Linked DNA regions of Homo sapiens: region 1 is linked to region 2. The links are chromatin loops, found by intact Hi-C in ENCODE. Cell type or tissue: CD14-positive monocyte. All regions are shown on one strand. Links, peaks and the distances in the headings refer to the core of each region. The heading gives the core; the rest is flanking DNA.

What was found. A loop is a pair of places that touch in the nucleus more often than their neighbours do. Peaks named below come from ENCODE experiments on the same cell type or tissue, not always from the same donor. Only the 100,000 strongest peaks of a DNase experiment are listed, where the experiment ranks them.
Region 1: a loop joins it to region 2, with 2.5 times the contacts of the local background. A loop is called at or near these places in 18 of 110 quality-filtered maps.

Annotation. Positions count from the first base shown.
Region 1 is chr3:156,662,675-156,668,064 of GRCh38, reverse strand. No RefSeq gene overlaps it. Among named protein-coding and RNA genes, the nearest start is that of TIPARP, 9.2 kb to the left of the region's middle. In CD14-positive monocyte, for the core only: no CTCF peak of the experiment used is centred there; a DNase peak (open chromatin) is centred at 2,554; H3K4me3 peaks cover 1,841 bases; H3K27ac peaks cover 3,232 bases.
Region 2 is chr3:156,604,615-156,610,004 of GRCh38, reverse strand. No RefSeq gene overlaps it. Among named protein-coding and RNA genes, the nearest start is that of SSR3, 52 kb to the right of the region's middle. In CD14-positive monocyte, for the core only: no CTCF peak of the experiment used is centred there; a DNase peak (open chromatin) is centred at 3,084; H3K4me3 peaks cover 2,152 bases; H3K27ac peaks cover 1,866 bases.

The DNA of each region.
Region 1 (5,390 bases), core at 86-5,085, 58 kb before region 2:
CTATTTACATAGCATTTTATTAAGTAGTATAGGTAACCTAGAGATTACTTGAAGTAGATAGAAGGATGTGCATAGTATGCAAATACTATGCCATTTTCTATGGGGGACTTGAGCATCCACGGATTTTGGTATCTTGGGGGTTCCTGGAACCATGTCCCTGAGGAACAGTTGCATAGAGATGATGAATTAAGCCTAACTATATTGTCAGAGAAGAGGATTACCATCAGCAGATTTCTTAAAGTAGCTAGAAGTATTATTCTTTAGAATGTTAAGAGACTCAGCTGTTTTTTACTTGGGGTACATCTAAAATCCAATAGAAAAAAAATTTAAAACCTCTACTCAAAAAAACAAGTGAATTCCCAACTAAAAGATCTTGATAATCGTGTGCAGAGATCATGTGAGTTAACAGCACTTCTACTTGTATGAATTTATCCTGAGGAAATAATTAGAGTTTATGTGCATGGGTTTGGTTACAAATCCCTTTCCTACAACAAATAAATTGTGACTGAGTGCTCATTTTAATCCAGCCCCAGACACAGTTCTCTGTGGGAAAGCTTTCTTCTCCCCACTTCTTATACTGTCAAAGACATTCTGGGCCATGAAGAGTTCCCACTTTTGCTATTCAGGCACTGAAAAGCCAACACTCTGTTTTTATAGTAAAGAAGGTTTTTGTTTTTTTTTTTTTGGTTTTTGTTTTTGTTTTCCCCAGCACAGTAATAGAATTTAGGAACTGAATTCATTAATATCCCTTGGCAGCCTCACTGTGCAGTCTCTTGTACACAGCATACGTTTTCATGTTGATGTCCAAATTCAATATGGTGATTTTGGCAGACTGGACATCCTAGCCATTCACTAAAGAGAGATCATTCTGATGCTCACCTGCCTTTCATCTCTGACTCCTCCATTAGGCAGATAGCTCCTGGGTTTTTAAACTGGCCTGCACATGAGAATCACTTGAGCCACTTTAAATAAATATATATAAATAATATATATTGTATAATAAATATATTTATTTATATAACTAATAAATATAGTTATTTATTATATAAATAAATATATATATTTATTATATATAAATAAATATATATATTTATTATATATAAATATATATATTTAAATTTCATGGGCCTTATGCATTGAATAGGGACTGTGTTGTATTTGTCTTCTCCTCTTTGGTTCCCAGTAGAGCACTGGACATACATCAGGTAATCAATGACTTCACTTATTCATTCAACACATACTCTTGAGCATTTGTGTTCTAGGTACTTCTAAGTGCTAGGAATACAGTAGAGAATAAAATAAATGGTCAACTCTTAACATTCTAATAAGAGGAAGACAGGTGGTATCAGGTGGCGATGAAAGCTGTAAAAATAAAATAAGACATGGTAAGGGTAGGACAACCACATACTTTATCAAAAAAGGACACTTTGAGAATAATTATTCACAATTATGTCAATATAGTACAGCTGAAATCAGGACTGTCATGGAAAAACCAAGATGTGTGGTCACTCTACATAAGGTGTTAGAGAGTGCTGTGGAAAAGGAAATGAAGTGTTTTTAAAAAATATGATGTGCTGTTACTAGAAGGCCTCCCCAAAAAGAAAACATTTAAGCAGTAGCCTGAGGAAAACGAAGGCATAAGTCACACAGCTATTAGGGAAAGAGCATTCCAGGTAGATGGAATAGCATGTGTAGGGACAAGCTTGGCATGTTAGAGGGAAATCACAGAAGCCAGTCTGATGGGAGTGGAATGAACAAGAGTACTGTTGATGAGGTCAAAGGGATGACCAGAGGCCAGATTTCATAAAATCTTTTAGGCTTGGCCCATAGTAAGGACTTTGGATTTTACCCTGAGACAGAAATCTATATAATTTACTTTTTAAAAGGATCACTCTGGTGTTGTGTGGAGAGGATGGAAAGAGTGAACACAGGAAGATTAGTTAATAGACCAAGCAAGAGATGATGGTGGCCTGGATCATGATAATGGAGAGAGGTGGTTAGATTCTGGACACATGCTGAGGGTAAAGCTGAGTGGATTTGGTGTATGAGGGAAACTGAAGAGCCAGAAATAAGTCCTCAGTTTTTGGCTTGAGCAACTAGAAGAATGGATCTGTCCTTCACTTAGATGGTGAAGATTGTAGGAAGAACATGTTTTGGGGAACAGGGAGAAACGATAATGTAGTTTTGGACTTGTTAAGATTGACACATATTAGATATTTAAGTGAGAAAGTTAGTAGGATATTGCATAATTAAATCTAAAGTTTAGGGGAGACGCTGGAGCCACTTGCTACCATACCTAAGAAAGTCCCCACTGTCAAACTTACATAGCAAACATGTTCATTCATCCATTTTACATGTAGGTTAATTAGGAGGTCTTAAAAGTGTGTTTTTTAAAAGAGGAGCAGTGGGCCATATTCTGCATTTGCAGAGGAGGGAGATTTATTTTCACAAAGTCTGGGAGTGAAGTGTTGCCCAGTAGTGTGTCCACTCATATCACATTTCTCTAGCAGAAGGAAGCTGTAATCCCTATAAACATGAGCGAATTTAAAGTTCCCATTACCCAATTGTGACCTCATGACCCCATTCTGGGAAGCTGACTAAGAAATGACTTTGAGGCTAAAGAAATCAAACAGTTGATATTTGTATGTTATGTGACTAAAGAAAGAAAAAATAGTCAGGCCAAGCATATGAAAATAAAAAATCGATACAGGCTCATGCAAGCTTCTAGTAATGTAAGCCTAAATTTGGCCTTAAAACAAAAACTTATAGTATCAATTAGCATTCCTATTATTCTTCTTGCCTACAGACTTTAAAGAAGCAGCTGTCATTTATTTTCAAATGCAAAACAGATGGAAATTTATGGTACCAGGGAAATCTATACTAAGCCAAATAAAACACTTGCAGCATTATTTAGTGTATGCATTATTTTTACTTCATCACCTGCCTGAGACTCTTTGGTTTTTATTTTTCACTTTCTGAAGAGTTAGCTAAATTAGACATCAAGGCTCTGAATGGCTTTTTTTCAATTATCAGTGTGTTTACATTGAAACAAAGATAACCTCTTGGTTTGAAAGTTTTGCAAAGTCACCAAAAAACAATGTTACTTTGGTTAAAAATAACTCTCTATTGAAATGAAATAAATGTCAGCATTAGAGAAATGGAAACCAAAACTTTTTATCAGACCTCAAGTTGAAAGGCAGGAAATGTTAGCTGCATTGACAGAACCCTAGGTACAGGGAGTTGGTGAAAATAAATAGTATGGTTACACAGATAAGTGACCCAGAAAAGAACTTGTTGGTTGACATGATTTTTATTTATTCTTCTATTTTGTTGAATGTCTGCTACAAGTAGTTGCTGGGCACGCAAGTAGTGAAAAAAACGGACATGATCTCTGCCTTCGTGTTGCATATGGAAGAAGACGTATTAACTCAAATAACCACTCAAATCAACTTACAACCGTAAACTTTAATAAGTGCTTTGGAAGAAGTCTTTCCTGGTGAAGAAACATTTGGTTGGCTCTGATGATGGAGTAAGCATGAACTAGGTCAAAAGGATATGGGTGGGAGCAGCTAATGGTGGTCAGGGGACAGAATGTTAAGTGCAAAGCCAGAATTGTGAAGTTGTGGCATGCCAAAGAGAGCCACTGTGTCTGCAAAATAGAAAGTGAGAAGGAGAGTGGCTGGAGATTACTTGGGAATGTAGACCTTCAGGCCTCCTAAGTAAGAATTCTGAAGAAAAATGGATGTCATTGAAGTGCTTTAATTAGGAAAATGACATGATTATATTTTAATTTTTAAAAGTAAAGCTGTAATGAGGGGAACTTTCACTTCCAGTAATGAATTAGGCAATTCGGCTAACACTCTTACCAAGTAAAACCACAAAAGTTGGACAAAATATTTTGAAAATTACTCTGAGAGTTAACATGACAACATCTGGGATAATATCTGGGAGAAAGAAACTCGGAGAGGTGAGTAGAGCATTTAGAACCACTTTTCCGAAGAGGAGTCTGAGAAGCTTAATAGAAATTTTAACAGACTAACAAGGATAGGGAGATAAAACTGAAGTTCAAGGAAGGTAAAGGGAAGTGATGTCAGGTTTTGGGTTGGGACCCAAAGGACTACATGAGAGTAAGGGTAACATAGAAATAGGCCAACCCTCCTGGAGGGTTGAACCACCCACTTCATATTCTCTGAGGCCTTCCAACTGGATTGAATTAAGGTGATGTAGGATTGCTACTGGCCTTAATCTCTTACCAGAAGCACCTATAAAAATTCCTTGAAGAAAGATAACATTCTTCTTGGTCTAAAACTATTTTTACAATGATCCAAATGCAATATCTAGCATTCATAAAAAATAACCAAGAAAGCATTCACAAACTGGTGGGACAAGTCAAAGGACAAAGAAAGCAAATTGAAGGTCCTCCTACAGGCCAAAATAGGGCAATTTGAATGATAAAAAGAATAATGATGGTAATTCATTAAAAAATAGTGAATAAAAAGAAAATCCATGAGTCTATAAAAATACTCAAAAAAAGTTGGGGGGCCTGGCATGGTGGCTCATGCCTGTAATCCCAGCACTTTGGGAAGCCAAGGTGGGTGGATCACTTGAGGCTGGGAGTTGAGACCAGCCTGGCCAATATGGTGAAACCCTGTCTCTATTAAAACACAAAAATCAGGTAGGCATAGTGGTGTGCACCTGTAATTCCAGCCACTTGGGAGGCTGAGACAGGAGAATCGCTTGAACCCTGGGGGCAGAGGTTGCAGTGAGCTGAGATCGCAGCCACTGCACTCCTGACTCTTTCTCAAAAACAAAACAAAAAAAAAAGGGAGAGGGAGGGGATACAAAAAAAGAGGGAAAGCTTTTCTTTATAGAAGAATGCTAGCTAATAAATGTGGACAGATTGATAGAATTGGAAAATCACCATTTTGAATCACAAAAGTAATAATAATGGTATACGAGGTAAACTGAAGAGCCAGGGATGGCTCTTCATTGACAATGAAAGGATTATCAATGTATACTAATGCCAATAGGTGAGAGGTTGGAAAATAGTCATAGTTTCCAAGTATCTCCTTATACATTACTCATTAATAACACAAAGAGATAATCTGACAATAGAGAAATCCAACACATATCACATTAACCAAATGATCAAACTTAAAAATGAATACTGATGGTACTAATGAACATTACGAGCCTTCTGATATTAATGAATAAGGGAGGACAAACCATCATCTATGTAGTGTTGTTGCCAAAATATTTAATCTAAACCTAAGCATTAGACAAATCCAAATAGTAAGACATTCTACAGAACTCTTTAAAAACTATCAATGTCATGAGAGGGGAAAAAAAGGCAATGGAACTATTCTAGATGAAAGGAAAGTAAAAGCTAT
Region 2 (5,390 bases), core at 208-5,207:
TGTTTTGCTGGACACATAGCTGCAAGGATATATCAGTACGGAAAAGGGGTTTCTAGTAGTGCCTGCCCACAACTTCTTGGATTTTTTTAGTCAAAATTTATTTCAGTGGATGGTGCTGGATACACATTGAAAATTGTTACAAGTTTTGTTTCCCCTTTCTCAGCTTCCAGAGGGACTTTGTTTCTCCCATTAACATAGTTTTTCTTCTAGCAAAGAACAAAATAGTTTATCACATTTTGGATTTTCTTAATTACCATCACATTTCAGTCTTGCCTCTAGGGCTTTTTCATTCATTGCACACAATGCCTAAAGTCTAAGAGCTTTTCAGGGCCTGAATACTTAAGACCTGAAAATAATATATTGGTTTCTAACTGCACAAAGGAAACAATGATATCAAAAATCATTAAATATTTAGTTAAATATCTCTACAAAATATACTCAATATATTAACTGTTAAGGTTCGTATTCTTAAAATGTTATATTTGAAATATATTTGTAGATTATGATCTCACTTTCATGAGTATGCATGATGATTACATAGAAATCACAGCTAACCAGAAATTAAATGATTTGTTCCTAGCGTTAGTGGACGTGACTATTGCCTCTCTATGTCCTTTCCAGCCAGATTATTGCTCCAAGCCTTTCACAGTACCTTTAATTCTAAATGAGTGAGTGAGTTGGAAATGGACATGTTTAAGCCATTCAGACTCATGAAATATGAGTAGAAGTGTGCTGGCCTCTTTTAGATGTAAATAAGAAAGGATTTTGCCCTTATTGCTGCTGGCAGTCATCTATCTCCACGTCGTAAAGATACCTAGACTTAGGAAAAAGTCCACACTGTGGTGTGCAGAGCAAAGAGGCAAACAAACAAACAAACAAACACCCGGGCCTTTGAAAGATTAATCCACAGAATCAACCCTGAAGTCTGTCCTTTCTCTATACTTTCGGTTATGTGTGCTAGTGTTCTCTTTAGTGCAACCCCATTAAAATAAATCACATCTTTAAGAATAGTCCAGATCTCATAATCTCATCCTGTAGTTTGTTTGAAAGAATCTGAAGCCCACAGATTCAAGTAATTTACTCAAGCATTGCTGTATTCATTTGCCAGGGCTGCTTTTACAAAGCACCACAAACTGGGTGGCTTAGACAGCAAAACTGTATTTTCTGACAGTTCCGGAGACTCGAAGTCCAAGATCAAGGTGCAGCAGGTTTGGTTTCTTTTGAGTCCTCTTGCCTTAGCTTGCAGATAGCAAACTTCTGGCTATGTTTTCACATGGTCTCTCCTCTGTGTGCACAAGTCCCCGGACTTTTTCTGTGTGTCAAAATTTCCTCTTCTTATAAGGACACCAGTAAGATTGAATTTGGCCCCACCCCAATGGCTTCATTTTAACTCAATCACTTTTTAAAGGCTTTATCTCCAAATACTGTCACATTGTGAGGCACTGGGAGTTAGGGATTCAATTTATGAACTTTGTTGTGACACAATTCAGCCCATACCTGTTACACTGTGCTTTTCTTACCACAACGCTAGAGCTCAGTTTAGGACCCACATTTCCTGACTCCCAGCTGCACTTTCTTACCACAATGAAAAGAATACTGAATTTCTGCATAATGTTTGTATGGAGTATGATAAAATTCTTAGCAGTAAAAAAGTAGCATTTGTAAGGGCGTGGAGGTGGCAGTTCGTGAGCAGCAGTGCTGGAAAGAATATGGAAACTTCAAAAAGCCTGGCTAAAGTGACAACTCTAGAAGCCAAATACATAGAGAAGGAAATTTTATTTTATGATCCAGAAACAATTGAACATATCTATGCTATTCAATAATAGAAGACTGGTTGGGTAAATCATGATGTATCTGCTTGTATGAAATACTATGCAGCCTTAAAAATTATGAAGTTGAATATATTTCTTAACATGAAAAGATAAGTGTGATACAACTGGGGAAAGACAGTCTCTTCAAAAAGTGGTGCTGGGAAAACTGTATATCCACATGCAAAGGAATAAAGTTAGATTCTTACGTTCTACCATATACAAAAATTAACTCAAAATAGATTAAAGAACAAAATTTAACACCTATAACTATGAAACTCCTAGAAGAAAACATAAGGGAAATGCTTCAGAACACTGAATTTGGCAATGATTTCATGGCTATGACACCTCAAGCACAGGCAACAAAAGCAAAAGTAGACAAGTGGGACTATATCAAACCTGAAAACTTCTGCACATCAAAGGAAACAATCAACAGAGTGAAAAGGCAACCTGTGGAATGGGAGAAGATATTTGCAAATTATATACCTAATAAGAAGTTAATATCCAGAATATATAAGGAACTACTATAACTCAATAACAAAACCACAAATAAACTGATTTTTAAAATAAGCAAAAGACTTGAATAGATAATTCTCCAAAGACGATGTACGAGTGGCTAACAAACATATGAAGAGAATGCACAACATCACTAATCATAAGAGAAAGATAAATCAAAACCATAATTACATACCACCTCATACCTATTTGGATGGCCAATATCCGAAAAACAGAAAATAACAAATGTTGGCAAGAATACAGAGAAATTGGAATCCTTGCACACTGTTGGTGGGAATGTAAAATGGTTCAACCACTATAAAAACGGTATGGAAGTTCCTCAAAAAATTAAAAATAGAATTGCCATATGATCCAGCATATATACTCACTTCTGGGTATATATCCAAAAGAATTCAAAGCAGGATTTTGAGGAGATATTTGCACACCTAGGTTTATCACAGCATTATTCAAAATAGCCAAGTGGTGAAAGCAACCCAAATGTCTACCAACAGATGAATGGATGAAGAAAATGTATAAAAGTATATACATCTAATGGAATATTACGCTGCCTTAAGAGAGAAGGAAATTCTGTCACATGCTACAACACGGATGAAACTTGAGGACATTATGCTAAACATTCACAAAAGTACAAATACTGCATGATTCCACTCAGATATAGAGTCTAAAATAGTCAAAATTAAACAGAAAGTTGAAAGGCAGTTACTAAGGCAGAGGGGAGAGCGAATTAGCGTTGAACGGGGTTTCACTTTTACAAGATGGAGAAGTCCTAGAGATCTGTTGCACAACAATGTAAATATGCTTAGCACTCCTGAACTATACACTGAAAAATGGTTAAGATGGTAAATTTTAAGTTCTGAGTTTTCTACCACAATAAAATTATTTTTAAAATAGATTACACAACTCTGGTATGTTCTGGTTTAAAAACATATACATGTATGTATATATGCAGTTACTGGCAGTTTATACATGAAACTATTAGTACTAGATATTTATGAAAAATATTTTTCCCTCTACTTTTTTTCTTATTTAAATAAATCCGGATAATGTGTGTGTGTGGAGTACTGAGAAAGGCCTCCGTATCTAGGGGTAAACTGTGGGGACTTTTTCTGGCCAACCAAGCCAGCAGCAAACAGCAGGAAAGCGGGCAAATTTTGGACACAAATACAGCACCAGCCTCTGCCCTGGGTCTCTCCTCCGTTCACCACAGATCTCTTAGAGCTTTTCTTCAGAGCTTGGCCCCCTGCCTGCCCCCTCCCTTTAGCGATGTGTGGGGAAATTTCGTTTTATTTTGTCCTTCTTCCACCTTTTCCAGCCGCCGTGGAGTGCAGCGCTTTGGAACTTGAGCACGCGCGCTGCGCAGCCAGAGCGTCTACACACTGAGCCCGCACAGCTTCTGGGCACACGCACCCCGGGTCGGCCGGCCGGCCGGCCGGCTGGCTCCCCACCGCCCTGGTGAAATGGTTTGTCCCCAGTCGCAAGCTGTTTGGGTTGTTTGGAAATGTCTTTTCCTTGCCTGCGCCTCACCCTGAGCACATCCCCTTGCTTCTGGTAATAGCCTTCTAATAATCGCACGTTCGGCACGTCCTGTGTACCGACCACTCTGGGAAAAGGAGCAGCAGGGAGGCTAGGCTAGGAGCGGCCTAATCCAGGCGCCAGGCGGTCTTTGGAGAAGGGCCCTGTCCTTTGGAGAAGTCTGAAGCTTGCTGGAAATGTTTGATGACCGTTTTCCACTAACTTTTGTCATGCAGAGCCCAGGCTGAAAAAAGCTAGTCATCACATTCCAGTGTGGTCAAGGAGCGGTAAGGCGTGGATCTGAGCTTTCCTGATCCCCTGGTCCCTCTCAGAGCCCCAGTCCCCACCCTCTCCAGCCCTCAGCAGAGGAGAGAAGTGGCCGGGTGCTGGGAGGGGCTGAGGCCCGTTACTAATGAGTGTGACTTGGAAGCTGGACAGGAGAACTGCTTGCTGGTGTACATGTTCCCCCACCCCCACTGCTTTAAGATAAAAAGCAGGAGCCCCCAGAAGGGAAAATACGTGGCCTTTTTTTTTTTTTTTTCCTTTTGGACCTTGGAAACCAAGTGATAAAATAACAGTAATGCGAATGAAACTCTCCCTGAAACACTAATAAGAAAACTAATTGCAGATTCTAGGACAAGTCTCTCAGTGCCTCCAAGTGTTGCCATTTTGCTTACAAAGAAGTGAGATAAAGGGAGACAATGAAATACATTAAGTAGGTCATTGTGGGGGGAAAGTCTGAGTTCTAATGCACTTTCAGTTGTTTTTAGTCTCTTGATTATACCCAATGTTGACTGATACTGGAATCTTATTTCCATGATTGGACACAGTTACAATTTACCTCGATTAGTTATTAAGAATTGCAATGTAAATGTCAGATCGGTAGTACAGAAATTAAGTACAGATTTGCTCTTAGGCAGTTTTGCTTTTATTGGTTAACAGTATGGTGAACAGTAAAGAAAAAGATTGCTTGAAGCATAATTATGCAAATAGAAGCTGTTGCTATATGTTTCAAATGGATTATTTGTAGAAAAATCTATAGTCATCTACAGCAAATATTTAATTAATTTCCAGTCTTCTACTTGGCTAGGAACTTCATCAAATGAAGATGATGCAATCAGCACAAATTTATTGAGTGACACCTCTGTGTGGGATACTGTTCTGATCACCTTCTATTCACTCCATTATTGAAAGAGGAATTCCCCACCCTAAATAGTATGAGATAGTGGAACATCCAGCACCCAACACTGGACAGATGAGATTGATGGCAGTTTATGACTCACATAAGCTCACAGCCTAGGGGAGGACACAGGACACCATGCAGCGTCACTTGGGGTTGCACTCAGGAGTAGAGTGGACAAGCATGGCCTATGGGAGGCAAGTTCTGTAGCAACACAGGCTGGGGTGACCCCTGGTTCCCACTGGAGGATGAGTGGCTTATTTGAATAATTTCACAGGCTGGCAGGGAAGTAGAACCCCTTAGGTTGAAGACCAGGTAGCGTGCAGCTCATTTAGCTAATAGGGAAACTAGCCAGATGAGGAGCCTTTTCCACT